2 separate regions of the Homo sapiens genome follow, and region 1 is linked to region 2. A link is an interaction called in ENCODE POLR2A ChIA-PET data of the cell type or tissue named here. Cell type or tissue: Panc1. All regions are shown on one strand.

Region 1 (2,500 bases), 150 kb before region 2:
CAAAACTGGCAAAAATTCACCATGATTTTGAGGATTTTTTTTTTTTTTTTTTTTTTGAGATGGAGTCTTGCTCTGTTGCTCAGGCTGGAGTGCAATGGTGCAATCTCGGCTTACTGCAACCTCTGCCTCCCAGGTTCAAGTGATTCTCCTGTCTCAGCCTCCTGAGTAGCTGGAATTACAGGCACCTGCCACCACATCTGGCTAATTTTTGTATTTTAGTAGTGACAGGGTTTCTCCATGTTGTCCAGGCTGGTCTTGAACTCCTGACCTCAGGTGATCCACCTGCCTCAGCTTCCCAAATTTTTGGGATTACAGCTGTGAGCCACTGCGCCTGGCCTGAAAGGTCTAATATTTTAAGCTTCTACTCCCAAGAAATTAGAAAGAGAAGAGCAAACTAAACACAAACTAAAGAGAAAATAATAGAATAGAAATCAATGGAATAAAAAATAGAAAAACAGTATAGAAAAATCAATAAAGCCATAAGCTGGTTCTTTGAAAAAAATTAATGAAATTGATAAACCTTTAGTCTAGATTCACCCTCCAGAGAGAAAAAGAAATTACCAGCAACAGGCACAAAGGAGGGGATATCATTACTCACCCTAAAGAAATTTAAAGGATAATAAGGGAATACTACAAATAAGTGTATGCACATAAATTTGACAACTTAAAGGAAATGGACCAATTTCTCGAGAGACACAAGCTACCAAAACTCACTCAGGAAGAAACAGAAAACCTGAACAGTCCTATACGTATTAAAGAAACAGAATTTGAAGTTAAAGTCTTCTAAAGAATAAAACATTTGGGAGGCTAAGGCGGGTGGATCACGAGGTCAGGAGATCAAGACCATTCCGGCTAACGCGGTGAAACCTCGTCTCTACTAAAAATACGAAAAAATTAGCTGGGCATGGTGGTGGGTGCCTGTAGTCCCAGCTATTTGGGAGGTTGATATAGGAGAATGGCGTGAACCCGGGAGGCAGAGCTTGCAGTGAGCCAAGATCATGCCACTGCACTCCAGCCTGGGTGACAGAGCGAGACTCTGTCTCAAACAACAACAACAATAAAAAATGAAAAATAAAATAAAACTTTAGGCCCAGATGGTTTTAGTGGTGAATCCTATCAAACATTTAAAGAAAAAATAACATCAAATTCTTCACAATCTGTTTCAGAAAATAGAAGAGGATGGAATACTTCCCAACTCATTTTAAGAGGCCAGTATTATCCTGATACCAAAATTAAAGACAGTACAGGGAAATTACAGATCAGTATACTCAAAAACATAGATACTAAAATCCTTAACAAAATATTAGCAAGTGAAATAATGAAATCCAGTGATATACAGAAAGAAAACCACCTCACCACCAGGTGGCATTTATCCCAGGAATACAAGACAAGCTCAACATTGGAAAATCAGTCAATATAACTTGCCATATTAACAGACGAAAGAAAAACTACATGATCATATCAATAGATAAAGAAAATACATTTGATACAATTCAACTTTCATTCATGATAAAAATTCTAAGCAAATTAGGAGTAGAAAGGAACTTCCTCAACCTGATAAAGGGCATCTGTAACAAACCACAGCTAAACAACAACAACAAAAATACTATTGGCCAGGTGTGGTGTCTCATGCCTGTAATCCCAGCACTTTGGGAGGCTGAGGTGGGTGGATCACCTGAGGTCAAGAGTTCAAGACCAGCCTGGCCAACATGGTGAAACCCCCGTCTCTACTAAAACTACAAAAATTAGCTGGGCGTGGTGGCACATGCCTGTAATTCCAGCTACTCGGGAGGCTGAGGCAGGAGAATCACTTGAACATGGAAGGGGGAGGTTGCAATGAGCCAAGATCACGCCATTACACTCTAGCCTGGGCAACAAGAGCAAAACGCTGTCTCAAAAAAAAAAAAAAAGAAAAGAAAAGAAAAAAAAGAAAAAAATATGTACACAAATGTATATAGCAGCTCTGTTCATGATCACCTCAAACTGGAAGCAACCAAATGCCCCTCACGGTTGGATAAAGGGGAATGCATCCACACAGGGAAATACCACTGGACCATCCAAAGCAACGAACTTCTGATACACTCGGCAACACAGAGGAATCGCAAATGCTAACTGAAAGAAGCCAGTCTCAAAAGCTACTTTCTGGACCAGGTGCGGTGGCTCACGCCTGTAATCCCAACGTTTTGAGAGGCTGAGCTGGGAGGCCAGGAGCTCCTGAGCAGCCTAGGCAACACAGAGAAACCCATCTCTACAAAAATAAAAAAATTAGGGCCGGGCGCGGTGGCATCCGCCTGTAATCCCAGCATTTTGGGAGGCTGAGATAGGTGGATCACTTGAGGCCAGGAGTTCAAGACCAGCCTGGCCAACAGGGCGGAAACTTTGTCTCTACTAAAAATACAAAAATTAGGCGGGCACGGCGGCTCGCACCTGTAATCCCAGCTACTCGGGAGGCTGAGGCAGAAGAATTGCTTGAACCTGGGAGGTAGAGCTTGCAGTGAGC
Region 2 (2,500 bases):
GAGACCCCAAAAGACTGCAGGGAGGGCATTCCAGGCGGGGGCGCCACCTGGGCAAAGGCCGGGAGATGGGAGCGTGCAGGGCCCGTGGGAGGGTGGAGAGATCCGGGGCAGGGAAAGGGCGCGGCTGGGTCCTCCCTCGCACGCGCAGAACCGGAGCCGGCAGGGCCCGGGCGCCGCGTCTTCCTGCCCTGCCGCCTCCACTCTGCTGGAGGGAGGGAGGAATCCCGGAGGCCCTCCCGGAGGCCGGGGACTCGGCTGAGGTGGGTGTCGCCGCCCACAGGGGACCGGAAGCTGTTCGTGGGGATGCTGAACAAGCAGCAGTCGGAGGAGGACGTGCTGCGGCTGTTCCAGCCCTTCGGGGTCATTGACGAGTGCACCGTGCTCCGGGGGCCTGACGGCAGCAGCAAAGGTGACTGGCGGGGGCCGGGGCGGGACTGCGAGAGGGGCCGGGCTAGCTCTGGGGGCGGGGCCTGTGGGGAGGGTGGGGCCTGCAGCATGGGGAGGAGCTGGCTCTGGGGTGGGACCCTGGGGAGGGGCGGGGCTTCTCCAGGGGTGGAGTCTGTGGGTGAGGCTGCAGGGGCGGGGCCTTGGAGAGGGGCGGAATTGCAGGGGCGGGGCCTGGGGAGGGGATGGGGCTGCAGGGTGGGGAGGAGCTGCCTCTGAGGGCGGGGCCTGTGGGGCAGGGCCCTGGGGAGGGGTGGGGCTTCTCCAAAGGTGGGCCCTTGGGGAGAGGTGTGGCTGCAGGGGTGGGGAGGAGCTGGCTCTGAGGATGTAGCCCTGGAGAGGCCCGAGGCTTCTCCAGAGCTGAAGTCTGTGGGTGAGGCTGCAAGGGTGGGGTCTTGGGTAGGGGAGGTACTGCAGGGAGGGGTGAAATACGTAGAGTTAGGAGGGACTGGCTCCAGGGGGAGAGGCCCTGGGAAGGGTCGGGGCTGAGCATATAGGGGGTGGGGCTGGCCAGGTGGGGCGGGGCCAGGCCAATAGGAGGCTGGGGCTGGCTGGGAGAAGCTGGTTCACAGGGGTTGGGTGGAGCAGAGACTGGTCCCGCTTGATCCTACCTGCATGCTCTCTCTGCATGCTGGCTGTGGGGACGGGCCCTGAAGAGGGGCGGGGCTGCGGTGGGGTGGGCGGAGATGCAGAGGCGTGGCCTTGGGGAAGGGCAAGGCTTCTCCAGGGGCTGCTTATGGATGGGGATGCAGGGGCAGTACCTTGGGATGAGGCGGTGTCTGGTGGGAGGCGGGGGGGCTTCTCCAGGTGCTGCCTGTGAGTAGGGATGCAGGGGCGTGGCTTGTGATGGGGCGGGGTCTGGGGAGGGGCGGGGCTTCTCCACGGACAGAGTTACCTGTGCCCTGTGGTCTCAGATTCCTCCACCTGACTATTCGTAAAACTGTTTCCTCCTGGTTCTGTCTATGTGATTTGTCCATATGACTGACTGGTGGTCTCTGGTTGTGTCTGTCTGTCTATCTTCCTGCCTGAGAGTCCAAATGACGGTGTCTGGCGGTCTCTGTCCACAGAGCTCATCATGTGGGACCGACTCCACTCTGGTCTTTCTTACCTTACTAGAACTGAATGTGTCTGACGGTTTCAGACCATTACCTGGTTCTTCCTTTTTAAAATTGAGGGCTGGGCGTGGTGGCTCACGCCTGTAATCCCAGCACTTTGGGAGGCTGAGGCAGGTGGATCACGAGATCAGGAGTTCAAGACCAGCCTGGCCAAGATGGTGAAACCCGTCTCTACAAAAAATACAAAAATTAGCTGGGCGTGGTGGCAGGCGCCTGTAATCCCAACTACTCGGGAGGTTGAGGAAGAGCATTGCTTGAACCCGGGAGGCAGATGTTGCAGTGAGCCGAGATCACGCCACTGCACTCTAGCCTGGGTGACGGAGCAAGACTCTGACTCAAAAAAAGAAAAAAATTGAGATGTCTTCCACATCCTACCAAATTCACCCTTTAAAAATGTACAATGAAGTGCTTTTTTTTTCTATTCATAAAACCGTGCAACCATCACCACTATGTAATTCCAGAACATTCCACCCCCTCCCTCCACAATATGGCTGGCCCTTCCATAGTACTCTACCAGTCTGGAGCCAGGTGCAGTGGCCTCTGTATGTTCTATGGACTTTGTCGGTGGGACTGTGTTTCCATTCACCTGTGTCTGGTGGTCTCTGTGTGTGTGGCTGTCTGTCTGCATTAGCCTGGCTGGCTGTGTGGGTGACCAGGTCTTTGTCTAACTGTGGCTGTCTGTCTGTGTGATTCTCCTCCATTCTGACCCTTGATCTGGCTGATTGTCCAGCTGTCCGTCTGAGCAAACGGCTGGCTGTCTTTCTGTTATCAGTTCTCTCTGGCTGCATGTGTCTGACACTGGCCATGTAGGTCTCTGTGTCCCCTCTCCTGTGGCCCCCGCTCAGCCAGTCCTGTGACCCCATCACCCTCTACCTCTTCTTCTTCTCTTGGAGCAGGCTGTGCTTTCGTGAAGTTCTCCTCCCACACGGAGGCGCAGGCGG

What was found. ChIA-PET counts read pairs that join two places held together with the same protein. Peaks named below come from ENCODE experiments on the same cell type or tissue, not always from the same donor. Only the 100,000 strongest peaks of a DNase experiment are listed, where the experiment ranks them.
Region 1: POLR2A ChIA-PET joins it to region 2 with 10 read pairs; 3 of 35 experiments call an interaction of 5 or more read pairs at or near these places.

The regions. Positions count from the first base shown.
Region 1 is chr19:3,127,933-3,130,432 of GRCh38, forward strand. No RefSeq gene overlaps it. Among named protein-coding and RNA genes, the nearest start is that of GNA15, 6.8 kb to the right of the region's middle. In Panc1, no CTCF peak of the experiment used is centred here; a DNase peak (open chromatin) is centred at 1,423.
Region 2 is chr19:3,275,576-3,278,075 of GRCh38, forward strand. It overlaps CELF5 (CUGBP Elav-like family member 5), which reads left to right. Exons shown (of 13, transcript NM_021938.4): 4 at 281-409; 5 at 2,456-2,500. Among named protein-coding and RNA genes, the nearest start is that of CELF5, 52 kb to the left of the region's middle. RefSeq lists silencers at 68-197, 428-727. In Panc1, a CTCF peak has its summit at 8 (motif pointing right); no DNase peak of the experiment used is centred here; H3K4me3 peaks cover 634 bases.